Regions from separate parts of the Homo sapiens genome. Here region 1 is linked to region 2. Evidence: read pairs that join two places in POLR2A ChIA-PET (ENCODE). Cell type or tissue: Panc1. All regions are shown on one strand. Each heading gives the region's core, and the rest is flanking DNA. Links, peaks and the distances in the headings are about the cores only. Region 1 overlaps NFE2L3 (NFE2 like bZIP transcription factor 3). Region 2 overlaps LOC105375199 (a long non-coding RNA gene).

Region 1 (8,204 bases), core at 1-8,000, 220 kb before region 2:
CCACGAAATAAAAATGTCTATGAACCCGAGTAATTTATCTCCTGAGTAATTCTGCTAACTGGCTGCAAAGGATTAGGATCTGCTTGTTTAAAAGACTGGATGGATATAAAATAGAATCAACTGTAGTGTTAGGCTGATCATGGGAAATCAAAGTAAGTTTGTTTTCTCTTGCTGTTCCAACAATTATAGGAAACTATGGTCCAGGAGGCAGTGGAGGAAGTGGGGGTTATGGTGGGAGGAGCCGATACTGAGCTTCTTCCTATTTGCCATGGGTAAGTAGCTTTTGAGTTTTACAATTATTATTATCTTGGGAGACATAGCTGCAGGAGTAAAAGCTTTTTAGGATCATGTTATCTTTCCTTAAAATCTGGTTAGATGGATAATTTCATAACCTATTTTTTTTTTACTCTTTACTTCTGTTGAAACAGGCTTCACTGTATAAATAGGAGAGGATGAGAGCCCAGAGGTAACAGAACAGCTTCAGGTTATCGAAATAACAATGTTAAGGAAACTCTTATCTCAGTCATGCATAAATATGCAGTGATATGGCAGAAGACACCAGAGCAGATGCAGAGAGCCATTTTGTGAATGGATTGGATTATTTAATAACATTACCTTACTGTGGAGGAAGGATTGTAAAAAAAAATGCCTTTGAGACAGTTTCTTAGCTTTTTAATTGTTGTTTCTTTCTAGTGGTCTTTGTAAGAGTGTAGAAGCATTCCTTCTTTGATAATGTTAAATTTGTAAGTTTCAGGTGACATGTGAAACCTTTTTTAAGATTTTTCTCAAAGTTTTGAAAAGCTATTAGCCAGGATCATGGTGTAATAAGACATAACGTTTTTCCTTTAAAAAAATTTAAGTGCGTGTGTAGAGTTAAGAAGCTGTTGTACATTTATGATTTAATAAAATAATTCTAAAGGAAATTGTGTAATTATAGACTTTTTATTTTAAATAAGTTAAGGAGTGGGTAGTATAATTAAGGTCCGTTGCAAAGCTGTTGTTATATTTGTATAAGATAAATGCTGGTCAGATGTAAGTGTGTTGTCTGCAATTCATCAGGATTAAATTATGTAGATAACTTAAGGGATATCTCTGCAAGGAGAAACACCTTTTTAGATCTTTTAGATGCTGCTTCTTCAATGCAAGGAAAGGAAATAACCCCAGCGAGGTACTCTTCAGGGACACAGGTCTAGTACAAGAGAACTCTTGACGGCTACTAAGTTCAGCCAGTCTTAAAAAACTGTGCTGTTTCTACAAAACTTTAACTACAGTAGTTTATAAGGATGCCAACGAAAGCTGAGGGTGTAGAGCAAAATAGTTCTAAGCTTCAGTTAAACTTCTTTAGGTAAGATCTTATTTACTTTTCCTTTCTTAATTTTCCTCCCTAAAAGATAAACTAATACTCTTAAATGGTCTTTCAGTATAGTGGTTCTTACGTAGTTTAACATAGCTATAAATTGAGTTTAACAATTTATAAACTCAAGAGAATAATTTTTATAAACCCTGTTTTCCAATCTGTCATTTACTTAAATTATTTTGGTTGTTTTTCCCTTTTTTTCCTTCTTTTCCCACCCCCTCCCCCTCCATGTGAAGATTTGGGTGCTTAACATATCATTTTTTTCCCTGCCGGAATTTTAGCATTGATATGAACCATGGACAAGTATATTCTGCTGCCACAAAGACTGTAAAGTGCTTCATTTCAACAGCTGAGGCAAGCCAAGTGATCATTAATAAAGCTTTTCTTGGTTCCTTCAGTGGTGTTGGTAGTAAAATGGTAGGTAAAAGTTAGGCTGCAAGTTCAATAAATCATGAGATTTCCCATCGTTACACCCTTGTGTATTCACATTTCTTGGATCAAACATTTTGAGTGAACTAGGGGTTTTTATTAAAGACATTTGTTGTATTTATGGTTGTAACTGTACATGCTTATCAGGATGAGACTGAAAGAAGGTAGGGCAAAAATGGTTGAATCTATTTTCAGATAGTAGTTCATACTTGAGTGAAGTGTCTTGTCTGCATTATGAAGCCTGGTATGTATCCAGTACTAAATAGGTGGGTTAAATGTGGTAATTCTAGTTCAGTGTCTTACCCTGAAGAGAAAGTTGTAGGTTGGCTGTTGAAATTCATTCCTTAGATATGATCAGTTTGATTGCCCGGCTTTATTGCCTTTACAGGAATGTGATACTCAGGGCTTACTCTATACACCAATGAGTCTTCTTTGATCCTAAGACCACCACTGAAGTTGTTTAGGTTCTTTTGGACAAACATGATAAACTTCTTCAGATACTTTTTTTTTCCTTTGGCAGGAAGGTGTCTTGCTGCAGGTAACTAATGAAGAAGTGGTCAACCACAGAGTCTTCAAGAAATAAGAAATTCTGTACCATCTGAAAGTAGTTCTTGTTGGTGCCTTCATTTAAAAAGCACTCTTTAAAATAAAAGGGAAATGTTTTCTGATAAAACAAACATTTAGTTGAGGTTCTTGATATAAAACAATTACAAAATGAGTGTTGTTTGTAAAACAGTAACATCAAATTGGCTAGAGAGATAAATGTATCATGTTTTAAATTAGGTTTTGTGAGTAGACAGATTACAATTCTATTTTAAATATAAAGTTTATAAAATAAATACTTTTTGTATCCAAATACTTGGTGTAATGTTTACACATAAAATGTGTGAATCTTGTTCTATAAATATTTGGTTGTCTAAAAGATCACCATCCCCTAAATTTTTAAAAGCAGTTTCACAAAGCTATGCATATTTTAATATTAACAGGTAAATGAGAAGAGCATTGTGGACATTATTGGCTGTCCCCAATAAAATGCTGTTCATTATGCACTGTATATTCAGCGTTTGAGTACTCCTAAAGTTTCTGGCTTTACTTTTACGTTTAGCAATACTGGTGGCATTTTGAAAATCATGGATTTTAAAGGTTAACCGGCTGGAGTGGTCCAGATTAAGTGGCTTTGCAGAAGCACTGAGGTTTACAATATGTGCTAGATTGTCAAATGTCAATTAGTTTTATTGTGGTTTACACTGAGTAAATGAATATCAGTGTTGCTTTTTAAATGTGTTTATTTGGACATTTATCTGAATTAAGAAAACCAAAAAGACCAGGTTAATTTGTTTCTATGATAATTTGTTTTGGTTTTGATAATGTGAGGTATCTAACAGGTAAGTCAAATTTAACAGCAGGTAACACATAGAAAGCAGCTTTCTGTTTGAAATAGCTGAGTTCGTCAATTAAAGACGTACAAATATCCCAACTTTAAGAAAATTTTGAAGGTTTAAAAATGTGTGGATGTACAAAGACGTTGAACTTTGAAATACATCAGGTTGATATGCATAACCTCAAAATACCAACTCCTATCCAGCCAAGGTCAAGGGAATATCACACAAATAGGGGAGAATTAGGTAATTGCACAATAGACTGAAATGAACTGATTGAAGGAGGGTTTACTGAAGCATGGGGGTAATGTTGGATATTCAACATAGGCTTATTTCCTGTGTGTATATGTTGTGTTGAGCTGTTTCTCTTGTAGAAATTGAAGTTTAAGGTAGTTCTTGTGTAGCTTTGAGACAGTGCCCTAAATGAAGAAAGGCTGCTTTTTGGCCAAGGCTTTATATTGTTGCTGTGTAACAACTTACCTCAATACTTAAGAGCAGTTCAGAGAAACAAACCAGCATCTATGGGTCAGCAATTGGGAGCAACTTAACTGATTCTGGGTAAAGCTCAAGGTTCCAATCACAGAAAACTAGGATTGGAGAATTTTTTTAATATCCAGAGTGGCATACTAACAGCTTTAAAGTTAATCCTGGTTGTCATCTTCCCTCGGTGAGTGATTTGAGCAAGAAAAGCTGTAAAATGAACACGCTCTACGAAGTAGTCGTGCTATCTTGCATCCTTTATGGTCACAGAATGTGGTGGGAGGGTTCTTTTCCCTGGTACAATTACCAAGCAGGCAGGGAGCATTGGGAACTCTCAGATGCCAGCTGTCACACTCAAGGGGGTGCCCTTACTCAGTTTATTCACTAGTGTGAAACCAGATTTCTGTATGTGTAAGCTTTTCCATGTAGCCCAATTTGGTAGATGCCAAATTGCTTGACCTAATAAATACTAGTTAGGCATTGGGAGCTAACAATGTAAGGCAACAAGTCTCAGTTTGTCACTGATGGTTGAAAAGTGGAAAACATCTGTCAGGACACCTGGACTGCATGTTACATAAATTCGCTCTCTTTAAGGTTTGGAACTAATATACTGAGATGTTGACAGGCCCTACATAATTTTTGACATTTCCACTATTTAGTAATGCACTAACACTGGCTTGTTTTGGGGTAGTGGAGGGGAATTGGTAACAAATCAGTTGAGTTGCATGGACTTAACAGAGAACAAATCGTTCAGAGACTGAGATGGGGAATGATTTAGCTACTTGAGTGCGTTTAAAAGACGTTAATATTACCACACAAAACCCTGTATACTGGTTCTGAAGCTCTGCTGAACCGAAGCCTACCTTGAGACCAGGGGACCACTAGAAATCTAGGTCTTTTTTTGCTTGGAGTTGCCGTACAATTGGCCTAAAATCTGATCACACTTGTGAAGATGCTCAAGTGATAGTTTTAATTGGAAAAGGAGATGTCCAACCCACTTGGGTTGTCTTTGTTCTTGTCTTCCTCATTCTGATTAAGACGTTAGATGATGCAATCAAGACTGCTCAACTAGGTAGGTAATGTGGAGGGTCCTAGGCAATGGTCAGCTTTCGGGCATTGGCTTTGTAATCTAGTTGGTTTGCACTGGAAGCCGAATGTGGAATTCCCTTCTGCCTCTAAAACTGGACTGTCAGAAAAGCAGTTGCAGTTTATATACCTTGAATCCAGCATGTTAAGATGGAGGCAGGGTTATGTCAGGAAGCCAGCCCATAGCCAATTAGAGCTTGTGACGCTGGCTGCTTAATGCGCCGATTAAAAGTCCCTTGATGGGAGAGGGGCCCATCAGTTTCAGGAACCTCCACAATACCAAAATGTGGATGCTCTAGCCCCCTTGTATGAAACGTGTATTTGCACGTGGTCTAAGCACATCTCATACACTTGAGTTGTCTAGGTTACCCAATATTTAATCCAAGGTAGAAGCTAGGTAAATGGTATGCTGCATTATGTATGGGGAATAAAGTTCAGTACAGACACTACCATCTTTAAATATATTCAGTTTGCAGTTACTAGATCTGTGTGTGCTATATTTAAGGGTTTTTAGAGTTTAAACTTCAGGCCAGGCATGGCGGTCCATAATCTGAGCAGCTCGGGAGGCTGAGGCAGTCCAGGAGTTTGAGGCTGGATCTTTTATTGGGGCCACTGCACTTCAGCATGGGTAACAAGAGTCACCATGATTACCGATTCTGCTCTCCACTGTCTTTTATTTTAGAGGTTTGAAAAGAATGCTATCTGATAAGCAGGCACTCTTTTGAGTGTACTTAGTAGGATTTCCTACTGAAATGTTTTATGTGTGTTCTTAAATTATAATTATCAAAAGCTTAAGACATTTGAAATACTCCCTTGTAAAAAGCAACAGACTAAAATGATCATTTGAACACCATGAGTCACTGAAGGGGCAATTTTATCTAGAAGCATACTAGAAGCATTTCTGGCAAAATAACAGGTCTTGGGAAACTTTATTATAAAAATCCAACGGTATATATAAACTGCATTTCTCTAGCCCAAGATACTTATGTGATACTCTACACTGTAGCTCCTATGGCAGAAATAATATCTGAGAAACTTCATTTTGAAAATTTGGACATATTAAGCATTATAGTACCCGTCAAAATCTTGATGTTCCCCAAACTTGAGTCATCTAGGTGAGGTCATTGCTGTCTTCAAAAAATTCAGCAATCTCCTGTTTACTGTTCTAGTGAACTTAAGTGAGGTTTTCATTTCAAATGCTATTATTTCTAGAATTTACCTTACCCTGGTTTATTTTCAAATTCACCTGTTTTTTTTCCCTTAATCGCTTTTGCCCATTTTAAACAGATGGTTTCACTGTTGCTGACTCTTTCCCTACTGTTTATATGGCTTACAGTGTTCTGGTGAGATCTCAGTATTCTAAGATGGTGAGGCCATCCCTTCAGGCTGGCTTTACTGCCAGAGATTTTATGGATTTAATATACACACAAGGAGTTACGTTTTTGCAAGTAGCCCATTCTGTCTCTGGTTACATGAGGAAGGCCTGTGGCTCAAACTACCAGTGACCGTAGGTCTTCAGTGCATTCTATATCACATAGTATTCTGTGTGTTAAGTATTGGGGTAGGGGGGTGGATTTGCCTTACTATGGATTTGGCATACTATGTTGACCTCAATTTGGCTTGAGTCTGAGCAGTTTGCTATGCTGCCTTATTTGTTATTCACCTATATTCCTGAATGTGGATATTTTGGAAGGAAAGTAAGGTAAATTTGGTTCAGATTCTGTATAAAAGGGAAAAGTTAATTTTTAATACAAATACAAAATTTATTTCCATAGAAAGCAAAATTTATAAGTTAAATATAAAGATTAAAATAGTGTTTGAAAAGCTCACTATAGTGCTAACAAACTAAATGAAAATAAGGCTATTTTGCATTTAAAACTGAAATACCTCTTAAAATAATTTGATCCCCAGTGTTTGCTCTTTTTGAAGTAACCAACTTACTCTTAAAAAGGATGGCTGCCAAGATGGAAAGTCTTACTGGGTTTTCATGTTAACCTATTCTTTGGACATAACTATGAATTTTGTATACAATGCACTTCATGAAAAGTTGTGGCTCCCCCAGATTGCCCACAAGTGTGATCTTGAAGTCCTAAACATTTGTCCATGTAAGCTTCAAAACAGCGTTAACTGAGTTATTCAAGTAGCAGTACTTAAAGATACAATTCTTGAAGCAGTTTCAATGGTTTCTGATCCAAATAATCAGTTTCTGAACATTACTACTTCACATAATAGAGTCCATCTTCAGTTTCTTCTCACTTTCTCTTTCCCTTTTGGGTTTCCTTTTTGTGGCCTGAGGCCACCAGTTCTTTGGGTACTATCAAGATACTTCCATCATGGGTACACTGGAGAGCATAGTGGTTGGGATTGACTGGCCTACCTTGGTCATCTCTTAATCTACTAAAAATATCATGATAAAGGTCATGCAGTTTCTGTTTCATTATGTTAATAGCTTTGTTACATTGTGCTTGCTCTCTCTTAAGAGTTTCCTTCTTTGCTTGCAAGTTACATACATCATCTTCTAAATTCAAAATTATGTCCAATTTGCGTTTACGACAGTTCTGCGCAGCAACTTTATTTTTCCCTCTTCGTCTGATGTCACGGATAAGTGAGACTTGTAGGTCTGTCAGATAATATCTACTTAACATGCTATTGAAAGAATCAACAGGCATGCCGACAATTTCATCTACAGAAAAAGGGATATGCAAAGCTTTAGCACGCTGTTCATCACGGCTCAAGTTTCTATCTGTGTCTTCAAGGTATCTACTCCTTATCTTCTGTGACTTCCCAGGCCACGGAAAAGGTTCAGAAGTAGATTCTGGTGCAGTTGGCTGTAAGTGGTAAGTGTGGTTATGAAATACGTGTTGAAATGTAAGATCTCCATGGAAATCAGAATCACTTTGATCCAAGTGACAAAGCTTACTGGGTTCTGGGTAGTAGCCACCTACAGCACCTTCTAAGTCATGATGGGAACTAGATTCATGGTCAGTGCAATAACCTATAGCACCTTCATCACACACAGAGTGAGAGGAATTAGACTTGATGACAGAGGTATTATTGTGACTTGAATCTAAAGAAAGGCCAGAATCAGAATCTGGTTCATCAAAAAGCTGAGAAACATCGATTGGATCAAAGTTGTCTTCTGTGGCCAATGACATTAAGTTTATCTCATCAAATATATTTATGTCAAGGTCATACAGTAGGTCTTGGCTTGTTAGATTCCTCATATGATTGTCAACCGGTGAAAGAAATCCTGTCAAATTAGTTCCAGGAAGGGTTTGCTCAGGATTGGTGGTATGAGAATTTAACTGCAGAAATGGTTCTTGTGACTGTGAAGTCCTTGCTGTTGGATCTCTTCTAAATGTATTGTTGGGACAAAGCAAGATGGCCTCATGAAGATTCACATCCTGACTTATAGCCTGGCTGAAGTTTACATGATAATGTGCTGAAGAATTCATGCCATCACTGATACTGCC
Region 2 (8,465 bases), core at 204-8,203:
GCCTGGGTGACAGAGCAAGACTCTGTCTAAAAAAAAAAAAAAAAGTTTACCATAAACCAAATCAAATCTTTGTAAATTTGGGAGATGAAACATAAGAAAGATGTATGGCAATTAATCAAAACACAAGGCTGATTTTTTTTTCTTTTTTATACTTTTTCTGAATGTCAGCTTTGACAAACCATTACTGCTAAGGGCCTGAATAAATGCTAATGATTCAAAAGAAAGAAGAAACGCTTGACACATTGATTAATTAGGCTGTATTTGTAGTTCTACTGTGAAAAACACTTGTTCACTTAAATGAGATCCTTGACTTGTCATAATTTTTCCTCTCAAAACGCAAATATCTTCTTTTTCTGTTTAAATGGTATTGCGCACTGGTTCTCAGCCCTCTCCTCCCCAAGCTTCAGAATCACCTGTTGAACTAGTAAATCTGCAGATTACTAGTCCCACAGTTTCTGATTCAGTAGGTCTGAGATGGGACCAGAGATTCCAGATTTGTTATCAGACAGAATGATACAGCTGCAAATGATAGCAATCATAAAGGAAAAGGTTAGGGATCACTTGAAATGCTATCCCCAGAGACAAGCCCTGTTAACTATTTGGAGTACCTTCTTTTAGCCTTCAATGCACTCATGAGACAGACACTGCCAAATACCTGCCCACACTCAAGCTTGCATTCAAGGCAGCATGTGCTCAACAGAGAAATTAAAGTGTGCAGGCTCTCTTGCAGCTAGGAGCCATCATGTGACACAGTGTTGGCCAATGAAAGGTAAGCAGAAGTCTATTGGGGGAAGGCCTTCTGAAAATGCTATCATTTTCCTCATTAAAAAAGGGGCAGGGGGTAGCTGGTCTGTGCCTTTTTGTGCTTTGCCCTTCCCCTTTTGCCCTGCCTGAAGTGTGGGTGTGAATCCTGGAATGGCAGCTGCCATCTTGTGACCAGACATGGAGGATAGTAGTCTGGGAAAATAGAGGGTAATTGTTCCTTGAGCAGCTGCACCAGCTCTCCCCCGCCTTCTTTTTCAATGTGAGAAAAATAACCTGAGGTGTTTAAGCCACTGCAGTTGTTCTCTGTTACATAGTGCCAAACACAATCCTAACAGAAATAATTATATACATAACATAAATGCACATATGTATTCAGGTAGTCTCAAGGCAAATGTCATTTTATCGAGTAGTCAGAAAGGCCTCTGACTACTTGATCTACACCAGCACCCTCGAAAATATCTATCTCAGTGGCCTGCCCCATTTTTCTTTACTAACGTCATATATGTATTTGTTTCTTGTTTGTTTCTCTCCACTACAAAGTACACTCCATGAGAATAGGAACTTTGGTTGGTTTGCTGTTGTATTTCTAACCCATTGAAATGCTTAAGAAATACTTGTTGAATGAATGAACAAATGAACATAAAAATGGGTTATACTCTCATCTAGTGTTGTGTAACAAATTTTCCTACACTTAACCATATGTGACTTTCCAAATCAGTTCATATATACCTTTTATATTTGTTTTTGTTGTTGTTGTTTTTGTTTTTTTGTTTTTTTTTTTGATGGAGTCTCCCTCTGTCGCCCAGGCTGGAGTGCAGTGGTATGATCTAGGCTCACTGCAACATCTGCCTCCTGGGTTCAAGCAATTCTCCTGTCTCAGGCTCCCGAGTAGCTGGGATTACAGGCACCTGGCCTCACACTCGGCTAATTTTTGTATTTTTAATAGAGACGGGGATTCACCATGTTGGCCCTGCTGGTCTTGAACTCCTGACCTCAGGTGATCCTCCTGCCTTGGCCTCCCAAAGTGCTAGGATTACAGGCGTGAGCCACTGTGCCAGGCCTCTATATTCTTTTTAATGTCTACATGGTATTTCATTGCTTGGATATACTGTGCTATAATTGTTGTTTTTCCCCCAATCCTTCATTAATAGACATTCAAGTTCACATTTTTCCTTTACATATGAAAAATACACAATTCCTGAGTTTTGCTCTGGGAAGGCGAAATTTGATCTTTTCTGTCCCTTCTGCTCACAGACTGTACCAGAATGATTAACAATAGGAACAAGGAAATCCACACCTGTAGTGTTTGGTCTGGCTTTGCCAGCTTGAAGAAGGGAATTTCAATAATTGCTAGTATATTTCCCCAAATTGGATTATTTTTAAAAACACTGTGTACGTGGCTCCTATAATTCAGTTCAGACAAATTTAGCCCCCTTTCACAGTCTAGCATAAGAGAGCTCAGATTTTCATAGGCTTTTTGGGAAATCCAGTCTTCTCTCTCTTAGGAGCAAATACTTGTTCAAAAAGACACATATCTCCCCCCAAAAACTAATTTTCAGAGATGTTCTAGTCTAAATCCCTATAGAAAATAATTAAGAAGAATTAAAAAGAAAACAACTCTCCAAGAACATGATATTACTTAAAATAAACCCAATTTCCTGTACTAAACACATCGCTTAACCTAACTGCACTTGAGTTAATGGCATCCTCATAGGGTTTTCTAAGAGCAACGGGTGGCTATTGCTCTATAAATAGAGGGATCATTTTGGTAATTTTCCCCCAAATAAAGGAAGCTGGCTATAAAGGTGCATTGATCTCTTTTTACCTCTAGAGAAAAAAATTACAAGCAATTTAAAATGAAATGAAACTTTTTCAGCTTCAAAGTATTTTAAACCCCACTGGGCACTCCAATAAATTTATAACTAGTTTCCCTTTTTGCTTTTGCTTCTAGGAATTCAAACTAAACTTGCTTCCCACTACTGAATAACCAGCAGGACTTTAAGACACAAGATTGCATTAACTCATTAGCCCTTAACTATACATAAGGAGAAATTTAAGACATTCAAATGGACAAAAATCTTTACTGGGTATCCTTTCAAGGGAGCCTCTGGGGAATTATCTGATCCTATAGGAGTGTGCAACCCTGTTGATTTTACAACTCCCTGGAAAAGTTACAGAGAACTGATAGCAACGCAAGTAATTGTTGTCCATCGAAACATACATACTTTGTCTGCAGAATGCAACTAATTATTGCTTTATGGATAAACTAGTTTTTGTGAATTCATTTCAACATTTCTTTACTGTATGCAAATTTGTAGTTCTTTGACTTCTTTGAATAAGCTGTAATATCTCATTGATTCTCTCACTTAATTTATCTTTGATGTGTGTTCATTTTATATTTTTGTGTGAATCATAATTTTGCCTTTTTTGAAAATCACTTTTTAACCTGTGTCAAACTATATAACCTTTCTTTTTTTCTCTTCATCCTGATTGTATTTAAAAAATAAAATGTACTTTTTGAATTGTAAGGTTAACACATATTACTTTTTAAACAGTGGACAAGACAAAAAAAGAATATGGAGTGAATTCACATCACTGGTAATCACACTATCCACATATACCCACTACTAATATTTTGAATTACCTCCCACTATTCTTTCTTTTTTAAGTTAAAAGTTAATTTTTATCCAAATAACACATCTATGTGGTTTAAAAAGTCAAATAGTACTACAAGGAAATATTTATAATGCAAAACTAGGAGTTTCCTGCCCCAGCCTTCCCCAACCCCAACAGTCCCACTGTAACTCTTTGGCTGCATCCCCAGGTGTTCATGTCCATGTCTTGAAATTATATGCTTATCTTGCTTTTTTTGTTGTTGTTGTTGTTTTTGAGATGGAGTCTTGCACTGTTGCCCAGGCTGGAGTGCAGTGGCGTGATCTGGGCTCACTGCAAGCTTCACCTCCTGGGTTTATGCCATTCTCCTGTCTCAGCCTCCAGAGTAGCTGGGACTACAGGTGCCCGCCACCACGCCCGGCTAATTTTTTGTACTTTTAGTAGAGACGGGGTTTCACTGTGTTAGCCAGGACGGTCTTAATCTCCTGACCTCGTGATCCACCAGCCTCAGCCTCCCAAAGTGCTGGGATTACAGGTGTGAGCCACCGCGCCTGGCCCATCTTGCTATTTTTTAAATTTCAGTTTTAGATATTAACTATTGACTTCCCATTTTGGTAAATGAGGACTGAGCTCTCTCCACTGCCTTTTTACCATTTCCCCACTCCCCATTTCCCTAACTCAGTTATATCACAGTTTTTAGTTAAATCAAGCAACTCAAAAGTTAGCATTTACATGATTTTGACTACACGAATATTATTTGCTTCTGAGCAAACAATGAATAAACCATGTTCTTGTCCACCCTTTGTTTTTCCTGGAGTTAAAACCTGCTTAATTTTTTAATCAGTCTAATTTGCTGTGTCATTACAATTTTCCTTGAGTGCTCTATATCTCTGTCACTTGCCTATCAATAATATTTTTTGCAAATTTTTTGAGACAGGGTCTCACTCTGTCACCCAGGCTGGAGTGCAGTGGCATGATGATGGCTTGCAGTAGCCTCCATCTCCTGGGCTCCAGTAGTCCTCCCACCTTAGCCTCCTAAGTATCTGGGACTACAGGTGCATGCCACCACACCCAGCTAATTTTTAAGTTTTTTTTTTTTTTTTTTTTTTTGTAGAGATGGGGGTCTCGTTATATTGCCTAGGTCGATCTCAAACTCCTGGGTGCAAACGATCTTCCCATCTTGGCCTCCCAAAGTGCTGGGATTACAATCATGAACCACGATACCTGGCCAGTAATATTTTTTATATATTCACATATATCTACCCAATTTTTTCCCCTGGAGGTCTGTCTTCTGGAGCCCTCGGTCCTCCATTTTTGAGACTGCATACTTGAAGCATAGTTGTTATCCTGGGACCTCCCTTTACTATCATCTAATGAATTCGTCTCTTTTTGAGTCCTCTCTTGTCTGCATTCTATGTCTTCAACTTGCCTGGTTTTATTTAAACCAGCAGTATCTTCCTGAGAAGGAATATAAGGGAAATCAAGCTCTAAATACCTTGTATGTTTGAAAATGTCTTTATTCTACCCTCACATTTGATTTGTAGCTTAGTTGTTATACAATACTAGATTTGAAAATATTTCCTCTAAATAAATGTGAAGCTATTACTCCATGGGTTCTAGCTTCCAATGTTACTGTTGAGAAGTCTGAGGAAAAAAGTCAGCATTTTTATAACATGAGCTATGGGCCAGGCTCTATTTTATGTGTTTTATATCCATTATGCCAGATAAGTGGGAGGTAGTCTTATTATTTCTGTTTTAGAAATGAAGAAACTGAAGCAAGAGAGGTTCAGTAACTTACCCAAAATCACACAACTAGTATTTGAGTTACAAGCCCAGGTAGTTGGCTCCAGAATCCATGTTCTTAACCACTGTGCTATCTTACCTGTCATGTCATTCTCTTTCCCAGTACTTTCTATGTGGCTTGTGTTATCTTTCTGGGAGCATTTAGGTCTTCCATTTGTCATGTTAGGTACTCAGTGGACCTTTACCATCTGGAGGCATGTTTCCTTCCATTCTGGAAAATTTTCTCTTATTATTGATTATTATTAGTTGATAATTTTCTTCCCTCTGTTTCTCCTATCTCTATTTTGCAACTCCTATTATTCAGATATTGGACTTCCCAGGTTGATTTTTAAATGTTCTTATCTCTTCTTTCCTATTTTCTGACTCTTAAACATTTTGTATTACTTTCTAAAAGATTTTATTGCCTTTATCTTCTAATATTCTGAATGAGTTTCAATTTTTATCATATTTGTAATTGTCAAGAGTCCTTTCATGTTCTCCAGTTGTTCTCTTTTTATTGAATTCTGTTCTTCCTTATCTTTCTGAGAATACTAGTTAAAAATATTTTTTAAAATGTTCTTTGATTCCTTTCATTTTCTCTTTCCTCCTGGTCCCCTTGTTTGCTCAGTCTGTGTCTTCAGGTCACAGGCTTTCACCAAGTGTCTAGTTGTTCTTTCATATTTAAGAATAAGATGCTAAAAGCTCACTTGACGTTCTGTAAACAAGGGCAAGAATTGTTGATTGGTAGGAAGAGGATAACCAGGTGGGTGCCAGCTTTTTGTTGGGAGAACCTTAAATATGCGCATCACAGGATATACCTCTGGACTGTTTGGGTCTGCAGTGCAGGTCTTCCAGTCCTCCTGTCTGTACTGATATTCCCTGTTGCTGATGTTCTGAGACCTAGATAGGAGAAGGGGCCCACAGCTCATGGCTCTGTGGGCTTTCATTTCATATTCCTGGCTTTAGCTTCATGCCTACCCCCTACTCCAGTGCTCTTATAAGGCTGGTGTCTTCTAGGTTGAGTCTCTCCTTTCAACCCATCCAAAAATAAATCTCCTGAGTCTTTTAGGAGGCTGTTTGGGAAACCCTGTCCTCTGGCTGTATGTGGTGGGGAGGAGGTCCAATGCTTCTGAATAAAGCCTGTGAAACCCATGTCTGTGTCCGGCTTCCTGCCTGACATCTGCCTCCCCTAGCATCTGGCGTCTCCCAGTGCAGGGTCTCCAGGGCTCTGAGGAGTCAGTTGGCTTACATTTTATTGGGCCTGGGTTGTAACTTTGTTCTTTTCTGCCAGGTCAGTTACCGCTCCTCTCTTGGCTACCCATCCACCGTCTCCTGTTTACTACTGTCTTCCCTGGAGCCTCTTTCTGCATGTGGAGTAGTAACTTTTTATTGTAGTCTTAGTGAGGTCTTAGGAGAGTGACTAGATGAACGTATGTGTTCAGTTTGCTGAGATTTTTACTTTTTGTTGTGGGTTGAATTGTATCCCTTCAAAATTCATATGCTGAAGTCCCACCCCCTAGTGCCTCAGAATGTGACCTTATTTGGAAAGAGGGATGTGGCAGATATAATCAGTTAAGATAAGGCCACACTGGAGGTGGGTGGACCCCCTAATCCAATGTGATTGGTATCCTTATAAAAAGAAGAAATCTGGACACGGACATGTGCACAGGGAGAATGCCATGTGAAGACTGGAATTATGCTATCACAAGCCAAAAGCAAGGAAAGAGGTTGGGAACAGATCCTTCCTTAGCTCATCCAGAAGGAACCAGCCCTTCCATAGCCTTGATCGTGGACTTTGGCCTCCAGAGCTAGGAGATAATTCATTTCTGTTGTTAAGCCACCCAGCCTCTGGCACTTTGTTACAGCAGTCCCAGGACACTTATGTGGGTTGAGCATCCCTTATTTGAAGTGCTTGGGGCCAGAAGTGTTTCGGATTTTAGGGTTTTTATTTTTTATTGTTTTGAATTTTGGAATATTTGCATATACATAATGAGATATGTTAGGAATATGACCCGAGCCTAAACATGATATTTATTTATGTTTAATATACACGTATGCACATAGCCTGAAGGTAATTTTATATAGTATTTTAAATAATTTCATGCATAAAACAAAGATTTGACTGCATTTTGACTGTGACCCATCACATGAGGTTAGGTGTGGAATTTTCCACTTGTGGCATTGTGTCAGCATTCAAAAAATGTCAGATTTTCAGACTAGGGATACTCGACCTGTACACACAAAAAAACCTTATTTTGATGTATGTATTCTTGCAGATCACCTCAAGTCTTTGGGAGAAGGTGCAGAATAAATAAATATAAATAACATTGAACCAACAGCAGTTTCTGAGTGTGGACTGAATTACCACAGGGTGTGCAAGGGGAGTGTGTCCACCGTTTTGTAGCTTAGCATGGTTTCTGGAACTTAGTTCATGTTCAACACATGTTAGTAGTAGTAGTAGCAGTAGTTGTTGTTATTAGTATTATTATTATAACTACATGAACCGGGCATTTTAAAATTTATTTCAATATTTAATTTAGAGAAGTACATGTATATATATTTTGGAGACAGAGTCTCACTGTATCTCGAGTCTGGAGTGCAGTGGCATGATCTCACTCAGCTCACTGCAACCTCCACCTCCCAGGTTCAAGCAATTCTCGTTCCTCAGCTACCCAAGTAGATGGGACTACACGCACCCACCACCACGCCTGGCTAATTTTTTTATTTTTAGTAGAGACAGGGTCTCACCATATTGGCCAGACTGGTCTCGAACTCCTGACCTCAAGTGATCTGCCCGCCTCAGCCTCCCAAAGTGTTAGGATTACAGGCGTGAGCCACTGTGCCCGGCCCTTGGCAAGGCTATGTTAAAACAAAGGATGTTATGGGTTACCTAATAACTTGACATAGTGTATTTTTTTGTTTTGTTTTGTTTTGTTTTTGTTTTTGTTTTTGTTTTGAGACTGAGTTTTACTCTTGTCGCCCAGGCTGGAGTGCAATGGTGTGATCTTGGCTCACTGCAACCTCTGCCTCCTGGGGCCAACCAATTCTCCTGCCTCAGCCTCCGAGTAGCTGGGATTACAGGTGTGCGCCACAACGGCCAGCTAATTTTTGTATTTTTAGTAGAGACGGGGTTACACCATATTGGCCAGGCTGGTCTCAAACTCCTGACCTCAGGTGATCCATCCGCCTTGGCTTCCCAGAGTGCTGGGATTACAGGCATGAACCACCGTGCCCAGCCCATAGTGGTAATTTCTTAATGCCTTTGTGGAACCAGCTCAGTGGTTGGGACACTTTTACAGGTGAGT

The links. Peaks named below come from ENCODE experiments on the same cell type or tissue, not always from the same donor. Only the 100,000 strongest peaks of a DNase experiment are listed, where the experiment ranks them.
Region 1: POLR2A ChIA-PET joins it to region 2 with 12 read pairs; 2 of 35 experiments call an interaction of 5 or more read pairs at or near these places.

The regions. Positions count from the first base shown.
Region 1 is chr7:26,184,563-26,192,766 of GRCh38, reverse strand. It overlaps NFE2L3 (NFE2 like bZIP transcription factor 3), which reads right to left. Exons shown (of 4, transcript NM_004289.7): 4 at 5,630-8,204. The coding sequence ends at 6,984. HNRNPA2B1 (heterogeneous nuclear ribonucleoprotein A2/B1) reads left to right here. Exons shown (of 11, transcript NM_002137.4): 10 at 190-272; 11 at 429-2,840. The coding sequence ends at 251. Among named protein-coding and RNA genes, the nearest start is that of HNRNPA2B1, 12 kb to the left of the region's middle. RefSeq lists enhancers at 3,972-4,496, 6,897-7,126, 7,147-7,196. In Panc1, for the core only: no CTCF peak of the experiment used is centred there; no DNase peak of the experiment used is centred there; H3K27ac peaks cover 3,303 bases.
Region 2 is chr7:25,969,077-25,977,541 of GRCh38, reverse strand. All of the region lies in intron 6 of LOC105375199 (a long non-coding RNA gene), which reads left to right. Among named protein-coding and RNA genes, the nearest start is that of MIR148A, 23 kb to the right of the region's middle. In Panc1, for the core only: no CTCF peak of the experiment used is centred there; no DNase peak of the experiment used is centred there; H3K27me3 peaks cover 195 bases.